Regions from separate parts of the Mus musculus genome. Here region 1 is linked to region 2. A link is a loop called in an ENCODE intact Hi-C map of the cell type or tissue named here. Cell type or tissue: gastrocnemius. All regions are shown on one strand. Links, peaks and the distances in the headings refer to the core of each region. The heading gives the core; the rest is flanking DNA.

What was found. Peaks named below come from ENCODE experiments on the same cell type or tissue, not always from the same donor. Only the 100,000 strongest peaks of a DNase experiment are listed, where the experiment ranks them.
Region 1: a loop joins it to region 2, with 7 times the contacts of the local background. A loop is called at or near these places in 16 of 42 quality-filtered maps.

Annotation. Positions count from the first base shown.
Region 1 is chr9:44,655,417-44,660,791 of GRCm38, forward strand. No RefSeq gene overlaps it. Among named protein-coding and RNA genes, the nearest start is that of BC049987, 14 kb to the right of the region's middle. In gastrocnemius, for the core only: a CTCF peak has its summit at 482 (motif pointing right); a DNase peak (open chromatin) is centred at 470; H3K4me3 peaks cover 345 bases; H3K27ac peaks cover 194 bases.
Region 2 is chr9:44,731,955-44,737,329 of GRCm38, forward strand. Phldb1 (pleckstrin homology like domain, family B, member 1) reads right to left here and starts at 3,244. Exons shown (of 22, transcript NM_153537.4): 1 at 3,171-3,244. Gm24166 (a small nucleolar RNA gene) reads right to left here and starts at 4,993; the gene lies at 4,859-4,993. In gastrocnemius, for the core only: a CTCF peak has its summit at 2,957; DNase peaks (open chromatin) are centred at 1,067, 1,950, 2,506, 2,928 and 1 more place; H3K4me3 peaks cover 3,781 bases; H3K27ac peaks cover 5,000 bases.

The DNA.
Region 1 (5,375 bases), core at 254-5,253, 76 kb before region 2:
AGTCAAAACCCGACATCAGTAGCAATCTCAAAATAGATGATGATAAGTTCGTTCCACTGAGCAAAACTTCCAGCAGGGCTCCGGGGTACGCGCCCTCGCTGGTGAAGTGCTGGTTAGGTGTGGAATTAAAGGTCAGTTGAGTGCCTAGCATGGTGGCACAAGGCTGGCCTAAACTCACAGATCTGCCTGCCTCTCCCTCCAGAGTGCTGGGATCCAGCACACCGGCTACGTGAAGTGTTTATAAGAACAGCTAGGAGCTGGTTTGCAGACCTGCCCGAGTCTTCCGCTCCAACTTCGTTGGTCCTTCCGTTCAGTTTTCTTCTTCTTCTACGAAGCCAAGGCCTACTGTAGCCTTTAACAAGCATGTGTGGGTTTAGAGAAGGAGAGAGCCACGCTCCAGGCCCAAAGCCAGCTTTAATTTTAAATAAGTTTCACTGAATTGGGACCACGTAAAGACCATTTGTCACTTATGTCTGTAGGGGGCAGCAGAGACAAGCTGGACGTGGGTGATTCCATTCAGCCAATTTACTCTTTTTTTTCCTTAGGACGTTTTCTTTTCCTCCGATGTTACACTTGTCCAGTGGCGTCTAGATTCCTTAGTCGAATGCTTTTATTCTCCTGGAAAGATTAAGAACAAAATCCTGTCCCAAATCTAATTCTGGGGGCTCCTTTTTTAACAAGTTATATCTTTCTAGGACAAAATAGTAGTAATAGTAGGTAGTAGTAGTAGTAGTAGTAGTAGTAGTAGTAGTAGTAGTAGTAGTAGTAGTAGTAGTAGTAGTAGTAGTAGTAGTAGTAGTAGTTGTTGTTGTTGTTGTTGTTGTTGTTGTTGTTGTTGTTGCTGTTGTTTTGGTTTGGGTTTTGGGTTTTGTTGCTATTTGTGTGTCAAGTTGACAAGATGTCAATCGTACTGGCTGGTTTTACCTGTCAACTTGATACAGCTGGAGTTATCACAGAGAAAGGAGCTTCAGTTGGGGAAATGCCTCCATGAGATCCAGCTGTAAAGCATTTTCTCAATTAGTGATCAAGGGTGGGAGGGCCCCTTGTGGGTGGTGCCATTCCTAGGCTGGTTGTCCTGGGTTCTATAAGAAAGCAAACTGAGAAGCCGGGCGTGGTGGCTCACACCTTTAATCCCAGCACTTGAGAGACAGAGGCAGGCGGATTTCTGAGTTCGAGGCCAGCCTGGTCTACAAAGTGAGTTCCAGGATAGCCAGGGCTATACAGAGAAACCCTGTCTCCACCCCCCCCTCCCCCCCCAAAAAAAAAGAAAAAGAAAGAAAGCTGAGTAAGCCAGGGGAAGTAAGCCAGTAAGCAGCACCCCTCCATGGCCTCTGCATCAGCTGCTGCTTCCAAGTTCCTGCCCTGTGTGAGTTCCTGTCCTGACTTCCTTTGGTGATGAACAGCAATGTGGAAATGTAAACTGAAGAAACTCTTTGCTCCCCAACTTGCTTCTTGGTCATGATGTTTTGTGAGGGAACAGAAACCCTGACTAAGACAGGTATAAAATTTAGCATTTGAATACGTAGCAGCTCCAGACCAACCCACAACTGATTATAGGCAACTGAGGAATTTCCTCATTGTGGGAAGGCACAGATCCCTTTGCTACCACATCCTGGCCATGAAGGAATTCAGATAGGCACCAGGCAGCCGTATTACCTTCGCTTCCATGGCTAAGCCTGTGAAGGACTCTACCCTTGAATGGGTCTAATCCATCATTGTAAGGTACATCCTTATGACCATAGTGTTGTTGACAATGACCGAGTATAAGGTTATCTATGCCTTGTAAAATGTCCGGATTTGTTTCTCAGAGAGAGAAAATATTTATTCTCTGTATATGGAAAGCGTTTGCAATAGAAGCCAATAGACAAATATTGGTAGGCTCCTTTTTGTTTTATGAAGAGTCCCCAGTTGCCAATAAATATGACTCCCATAATTAGGCTATCATCTGGTTCAGTATTAGTTAGGGCTGCATGCAGCGATCTGAGCTTATCGGCAGTCACAAAAGCTGCTCTTTGTTCCTGTCCCCATTGGAAATTAGCTGCCTTTTGAGAACCTTGTAGAGAGTGTTTTATAATAATCTGTAATTATGATATGCATTTTTTAGTGTGCAAAACATACCCATTAGGAGCTGTATCTGAGTTTTGTACCTGGGTGGCAGGATCAAAGGCATGGGCCATCACCACTGTGTTCACTGTAACTCTAGAAAACAACTAATTTATAGAGATCTGTCTCTCTCTCTCTCTCTGCTGGGATGAAAGGCATCCGCTACTCAAATATTTTATTTTAGCTCCAAGCCACTCCGACTCTTAGAGATTTAGAAAACAAGTTTGAACTATAGTATTACAGTTTGAATTTACTTAAAGCATTTTAAATCTCTTAATTATGTTTTTAATACCAAACAACCAAAGTATCTTTTTTATTTAAGAACTCAAAAGCTGATGGCCAAGATGGTGTGGGCCATGTGGCAATCTATAGTCTAACATTCTAACATGGAATTAAACACCATGGTTTAAGAAAATCCATCTTTCATTCATTTCATGCCAGTAAGGCAAGTGAGCCTTTGGTAAATTATCATTCAAAAATACTATTAATTTTTTTTATGCCTGATCAAATGAAAGACTTTTGTTAGTCTTTATAATTTAGTTTGGACTGAATGATCAAGCCATATAATGAACTATTACCGATTCAGGAGTTCTCTCCTGTTCGAATCTAATTTTTATCAATTTTGATGATATCCACAGCTTTTCTTCTCCTGTGGAAACAAAGACAAAACCTCTTCCCCAATATACAACATATCCTGGCTTCAATTCTGAGGTTAGCACATCTTTAAAGGAAACTGGCTTATTTACTTTAGTAGTTTTTTTCTGCTATCCAATGTCAGTTGTCAGCTGCTGTCCCTTCTTCATTAGTATTTTAAAAATGTAAAGTTAATATAAAGCCCTGTGTAATGTCTGTCTGGAGGTCTTTATTACGCCCTCTGTTTCAAAGCATGATTAGACCTTCCTATTGTTATAAGCTATAACTATATATTTCTATAAGTGACACCAGCCATTAGGAGAAGCCCAAAAGGTCATGTGTGGACCCCAGACATTGAAACAAGAGGCAGTAACATTGAAGTTGCCTTGGAGACCCCAAGATGTTCGAGATGTCAGAGCCGTGGGTTATCTGCTGTGGAAAGCTGCTAACAGGAAGTGGAATCAGCCCAGGAGAAAGAAGTTTGTTGCAGTCAACAAAGATGAAAAAGGAGTTGGAGATCTGAAGATCGCTTTGACATCAGCCACGGAGATGCAGAGTTTGGAGTTTGCCCAGCTGGTTTCCTGTCTTGCTTTTGGAATTACAGTCAAGTGATTGGATGGATCTCAGAAGACACTTTGAACTTTGGACTTTTAATATTGTCCAGACAGCTATAGACTGTAAGGACTTTGGAAGTTGGACTAAATGTATTTTGCATTATGCTATGTTTAGGTATGGCCCCATAGACTCCTATGTTTGAACAAGCCTGTGGGGACCAGGGAGTGGAATATGATGGTTTGTATATGCTCTGCTGAGGGAATGGCATTATTTGAAGGTATGGCCCTGTTGGAGTAGGTGTGTCACTGTGGTTGTTGGCTATAAGACTCTCATCCTAGCTGCCTGAATGCCAGTATTCTGCTAGCAACCTTCAGATGAAGATGTAGAACTCTCAGCTCCTTCTGCACCATGCCTGCCTGGATGCTGCCATGTTCCCACCTTGATGATAATGTACTGAACCTCTGAACTTGTAAGCTAGCCCCAGTTAAAGGTTGTCCTTGTAAGAGTTGCCTTAGGGGGCTGGAGAGATGGCTCAGAGGTTAAGAGCACTGACTGCTCTTCCAGACGGTCTTGAGTCAACCTCATGGTGGCTCATAACCATCTGTAGTGGGATCTGATGCCCTCTTCTGATGTGTCTGGAAACAGCTACAGCTACAGCTACAGTATACACACACACACACACACACACACACACACATATATTAAGTAAATAAATCTTTAAAAAAAATAAAAAGAGCTGGGCTGTGGTGGCGTACACTTTTAATCCCAGCACTTGGGAGGCAGAGGCAGGCAGATTTCTGAGTTCAAGGTCAGCCTGGTCTACAGAGTGAGTTCTAGGACAGCCAGGGCTACACAGAGAAACCCTGTCTCAAAAAACCAATAAATAACTAACTAACTAAATAAATAAAATTAAAATTAAAAAAAGTTGCCTTGGTCATGGTGTCTCTACCCATAGTAAGCTTGGACCCAAACCAACCACCTAACATCACTTCTTGCACCTGTATATAAGCTTTTATGGTATAAGATGCCCCTGGGATAGACCCCAATGTAAGAGAGACACCTGTACCAATATAAGAAACTATTAGGAGTAAGACTTCTATTGTGTGTAGTGGTCCAGTAAAGTCTAAGTTCCCAAGACCTCCCTAGAAACTGACATCCTACTTGGCAGAAAGAGACATGTATGTGGGTAACTGACATCCTGGTTGGCAAGTTAAGACGTGAATTTTAGACAAGTCCCCTGCCAGAGTGGAAGACCCCAACCAATGGGAGCAGGATAGATCTACAACAAAGACATGCTCCCAAGAAAATCCTCCATCCCTAAATCCTGATTTGTGAAATAACTTGGCACAGCTTGTGAATTTTGGGCTTAAAAACCTTATAGGATCTTAACTTGGGGTCATGGTTCAATTCCTGAATCGGTACCATGGCCCAGAGTGACCAATCCCGGGGCATATGCTCAATAAACTATCCCTGTCAGACTAAGATCAGTGTCCGTGTGGTTTGTGAGACAATTCTTGGACCCCAGAAGTTTCAATATGTAAAACAAGCCTTTCTGCATATTGTCTGTAACTATCCTAAAAGATTCAGGAAAATCTAATAATACCGTAGGAATGACATACAGCCCTGACTTTTTAACTAAACCATAAGGACTCTGAGCCACTTTGCTTATTTTTCCTGACTTGTCATCCGCCTTTCCTGATTTATCTGCATCAGTATAGAATGGACGGGCTCCAGAAATTGGTGTCACTCTTACTATATGAGGGAGAATCCAATTAGTTCTTTTTATAAACTTAAGTCTCTTGCTTTAGGGATATTTGTTGTTAATTTCTCTCCCCAAAAACTTACTGCAAGCTCTTTGCCAGTATTCATTTTCTCTCCATAATTTCAGCATTGGTAAAAAGGTACCACAATCTTAGGTGGACATATTCCAGCTGATTGACAATGTCTCATTTATTTCTTTCACAATCAATTTGCAAGCCCTTTCTATTAAGGTCTTTAATTTTTTTCACCTAAATTCTAATATCCATTCTAAGATATTACCTTCTCTCTGCATAAGAATTCCTGTGGGAGAATGAGTAGAGGGC
Region 2 (5,375 bases), core at 175-5,174:
TCTGGGAAGGACACTAAATCACATTCCATGAGCCACAAAGCAATCTCAAAACAGCAGCTATGATTAGCTGTGGATGGCATTTGGGTCTATGCCTCAGTTTCCCTATCTGCCATACTGTCACTGTCACCTGCGAAGCCCTTACTTATTTACAGAGAATAAATTCAAGTGGAGATAAAGGTTGTAAAGAAATTAGGTTAGCGAGGAAATAAGAGTGACTCAAGGAGAGGCTAGACAGGAATAAGGAGGTGAAATGAGAGGTGGAGATAAGGAGAGAGGTGTAAAGAGAAGATAAGAAACCGCACAGCAATTGGAAGGTACGAGGCTATGGCCTCAGCTCAGAAACCTAACCCACAGCAGAGGAAAAAGACACCAGACCAACCTGACCTGGGCTCAGATGGTGCTTTGATAGAGGGATCTCACCGTGGCCTAGGTGGCCTCTTCTCTGACCCTAATCCCATGTCCCTTGGAGAAGCTGTGCTGTCCCCTGACGCCCTCCACTGGCTGGCTTGCTATGGTCCCATTGAGTGGCTATCTATATCCAGGGCTTTAATTACCCACTCAGCTATGCCCAGTTGCCAAAAAAAAAGCCTTGTGGTGTGGCTTCCACTGCTGAAGAGCAGGCCTAGCCCTCTCTGTAACCCTCTTGCACCCAGATGCAGAAAGCTAAGCACCTCCTAGCCAGCTAGTCAGGTAGCAAGGGCCTGGCTGTGCCTGTATTATCAACATAGGGAAAGATACACTAGAGCATAAGGACTGGGGTCTGACACAGGTAACCCTAGCCCCATCCCCAATGTGCTAACAGCCAACACCACCTGTCTCCGGGTCTTAACACCTGAACAAAGGTGAAGGGAGTTCTGGGAAGAGCCAACCAGCCCTGACACCAGTGAGCACTGAAGAAAGTCCTTGGGATCCCAAGGGGCCCAAGATGAAAGGTCCAAAGCCAGCCTTGGAGCAAAATGCCAGGTCCCCCTCCCTCACCTGGGTCTCACAGGAGTCAAATGGTGGCTCTAGAGGGGCAATGCAGAGCAGTAGGCCAAGGCCTTTCTGGTCACAATGACTTTCTTTCGTCTTCCCTGCTCACATACGCCCTCGAGGAAGGGCCACCGGCAGAGGAAGGAGTCAGGACGGGAAGGAAACTGAGGCCGGGCGGGCAGAATGCCCAGGAGAGGCAGGGGGAGTGTCCAAAGCCAGGCGTGTAGAGAAGAAATTAGAAATAAAAATAGGCAGAGAGAAAGGGGGGTTTGTAGAAAGGACGAGGTGCAGGGATAATAGAGTGTGAAGTCAGGAGAAAATACTGAAAGCTGGTGAGGAGAGCCTGGGTGTGGTGGTACATGCCTGTAAACCTAATTCCCTGTACTCCGGATGTGGCGACAGGATATCAGACACTCAAGGCCAGCCTCGGCCTGAGCTTCATGAGACCTTGTCTCAAAAAATAACAGCAGTTTTGGGGATGAGATAGTGAACTAGGAAAATAGACTGTAGGGAAGGCCAGGGAACCCTAAGAAGCATGAGTGGTGGTGATGGGGAGGGAGGGGGCAGACTTAGCATACATTCCCCAAATAGGAGAGGATAAACCAGGCGCTTCAGAGCACCTTGGAGCGGGGAACGGAACCGGAGGGCAGCTAGGAAAAGAGGAATCCCCAGCAGCGGGAGAACAGAGTCTTGCACAGTCTGGGGACAGAGTAGACAGAGCTGGGAAGAGTAGTTGGGGTGGAGGAGTATTGGGGAGCGACGCTGGAAAGGTGCACTTCTCGGAAACCCGCAGGGTTCGTGGATCTCCCCACAGCAGAGGCTCGGCCCTCCCCAGGCCACCGGGTGGGACAAGGCAGCAGTGTTGGGTCGCCTGCTGCGGCAGCCCCGCCCGTCCGGCCCCGGGGACAAGCGGCCTTTCTTCAGCAGGGCAGAGAGAGAAAAAGTCGCTTGTTTGCACAGCAGGGAAAGGGGGCGGCCTCGCAGCTGCAGGAAGGGGGCTGGCATGTGGAGGGAGGTGCGTGCGTGCGGGGAGGTTGCGTGAGTGGAGCAGTCTTCCCGGGCGACCCTTCCCAGCGCGTGGAGTGCGTGGTGTGAAGCGGACTAAGTGTGTGAAGTCGAGGCCCATGTGAGGATTCACGTGTGCACCCGTGGGGTGACACTGGACTGTCGGTGTGACGTGTCTTGCGGGTGCGCGGAGGTGAGGCGTGGGATGCTGTGCGTGGGAGCTGTGCGGACGCCCGTGTTAGTGGCCAGTTCTGTTTGTGTGACCGCTGTGGAGTGAGCCCGAAGTGCGATGAGTCAGTCTCCGGGAGCCTCCGGGACCGCTGAGCTAACGGGCCCAGAATGCAGCCCCACCCCGGCTCACTGGGTCCCCCGCCGGGCCGCGCAGTCGCGAGCCAAATCCCCGCTGCGCTGGCCTGGGCGGAAGCGTCCGCGGCGCCAGGGCAACCCCGCGCCCCACGACCCCACCCAGCCGCCTACCCTCGCTTCCCCATCCCGGGGGAGTCCGATGACGGCGCTCGACCTCGGCTGGGGAACTCCGCGCTGTTTTTGGATCCAGACCGCGGAGGCGGAGCGGGAGCCAACGGCTCAGTCATCCCAGGTCGCCGGGGACCCTCATAGATAACGGGGGTCCTGGAAAAGTGCCCAGGAGACCCTAGACATGGAAACCCCAGGATCCCTCCCTGACTCCCTCCCACGCCTCAGAGTTGAACTCCACATCTTTTTGAGTCCATCCAGGCAGCTGGAACGAGGACAAGAGCGGAGACGCCTAGGGGATCCCCCTTCCTGTGGTCCTGCTGATGTGGAGAGGAACCATGTGCGATGCTGTAGACAAGGTCCCGCGCGCGTACCCAACCCGAGACTGCAAGTGTGGGATACTGGCCATCGGGGTGCCCACAGGAGGATCTAGATCCCGCAAGACTTGGGGGGGGGGAATTCCTCCACTTAATACCAGGGCCCCCTCTGGCGGTGGCGCTGGCAACGACTCAGGAGGGCAAGAGCAAGCAGTTCGCCGAGGGCGGCCCACAAAGCCCCTTCCGCCAACGCACTCACCTGGCATGGCCCCCTTTTTCCGCACCTTTCTACCCAGTTCGCTGGGCCAGACTGGTCTCGTCTGGTCCCGGGGACTTTCCCTTCTGTAGACTCAGCCAGACGGCGAATGGAACCCCGAGGCATAGTGGGAGGGGCACGCTTACCTTGTGGGGAGTTGGGGGGACACCGGCCCCTTTGCCCAAGTGGGCCGCGGCGGCCTCAGGCTGGCGAAGACTCTGTTGCTTTTCCCCTGGAGCCAGCTGAGTAGGAGGAGAGGGAGACTGTCCCGCCCCGCTTCCCTGAGTCCCCGCCCCCATCCCGTCCTGTCCGCCTGGCCAGCTAGAGAAGACGCCCTTGTGGTGCTGGAGCCCAAGGCCCCCACCCAGCTTTTCCCACAGCAGCACCTCCCCCGCTTGCACAGCGCCCGCTTTGTTCATCTGTACAGCTGGGCTTTCCACCACCACCACCAGGGCCACCACCGTGCAAACTCTCCTCTCACCCTCCCCTTCCGACCCTCCTAGACCACCCTCCACTCTGGGCCTCGAAGCACTTCTTTATTTACCTCCGCCTACCCAAGATGCCTGAATCGTCCCCTGACTCCCCATGAGTCCTAGCGCAGCCCTACCACAGATGCTCAATTTCCTTTCAGAACATCAACTGAGGGCACCCAGGTCAGCCCCTACCCTTTGCTGTTCCAAGCCCCACCATAGAGAGTTGTCGATTTAATAATTGCACACCATGCTTCAGAAATGAACGTGAAGGCAAGGTCCGTTGAAAGTGTGCTGTAAGCCAAATGATGGTGGTCTTTTTCCCAGCACTCGGGAGGCAGAGGCAGGTGGATCTCTGTGAGTTCGAGACCAGACTGGTCTCAGAATGAGTTCAAGGACAGCCAGGGCTACACAAGAGAAACCCTGTCTCAAAAAACAAAAACAAACAAAAAAGTGTGGTGCAAACCACAGGACCCAGGAAAGCTGAATGGAGCCGGCCTTTTTGCCTCTGTCCATTCACCTCCACTAAAGAATTGTTGGGTTGCAGCTGGAGCTGGAGGCAGGGTAGAAAGACACCAGGTTGGCTGAAGAGTGGGAGTTTGAGGAAGAAAAGAGGGAGGGGGGCAGTCTATAAGCCCAGCCTGGCGAAGTCATTCAGCAGTCCAACCCGCACCCCGAAATCCAAGCTGACAGTGTAGCCGCACCTTGCAAAGCCTGCTCTTGCCCCAGGAGACGGCTGGGAGGCCTCATGGGAGCTGAACTCAGACTAGACTGGGCCTCTTTAACCTGCACTAAAGGATTGGCAGAGGCTTTTCCTCAGTGAAGGAACAAGCAGGAAGCCCCCAAGTCTGGCTTAAGGTCCAGATGGGATGGGTTGGAGAAAATTTAAAATGAAAGTCCTCTTTGGAATGGACAAACCCAGTTCTGTTCCAGTGGCTTTTGTTCTGTGTTCTCTCTCTCTCTCTCTCTCTCTCTCTCTCTCTCTCTCTCTCAGGAATGGCAGGAGACTGAACTGCAGGAATTTGGTCACTCATTGACAGAACTAGCATTAGTAGGGGGCATCCACAGCTGGCGATTAAACCTGAGACTGTGGAGCAATGAACAAGAGGGAGGAGGAGAAGGAGTCCTACCTGCCACCTCCTCTAGCTAACAGAGGTGACAAGTGCACTGTGGTCACCAGAAAGTCCCAAGATATAAGCAGCTTCTTTTTACCTCTCTTCGTATCATTTGAGGCTCAAGGAACAATTTCAGCTCTGGCCAACCTTCCTGAGGCATATGTCAATCACAACAGTATTTTTCATGCTGCTCTAGTGTGTTGTTGTTGGTGGTGGTTTTTTGGTTTTTTTTTTTTTCTTTTTTCTTCCAGATGTTTCTTTCTAATGAATTGACCATAAGACTTACAATTTCTGCAATGGCCAACAGACCACAGAAAGATATTTCTTTAGGCTCCTGCTTGAAACCAACAGCTTCAGTAAACTGCAGCCTTGATTCAGGGCCATTTTGTTTTTGTTTTTGGTTTTTTGAACAAAAAGAGAAAGCAAAACAAAATCATCTTGTTGCAAATTTAGCATTTGGAGAGGGGTTCTGATTAGGGGGATCTCAAATTCTTCCATCTTTTTCTTAACCTCGGGTGGCTGCTGACTAACTTGGTCAGGCAATCATTAAACCCGCCAGAGGCAGGTGACGACGCTGAGGCAGGGGGCTCTAAAATAGCACCTAATTTTTTCTCAGTGTCTCACTGTCCAGCTGACACTATGATCAAGGCTCTATGAAATTTGTCCTATCTCCTGCTGTGTCCAGCCTCTGTGTTCCCACAGTTAGAGCACTCAGGGGACTAAAGACCTTCTGCCCCCACCCCTCCACCCTCATCCCACTCCACAT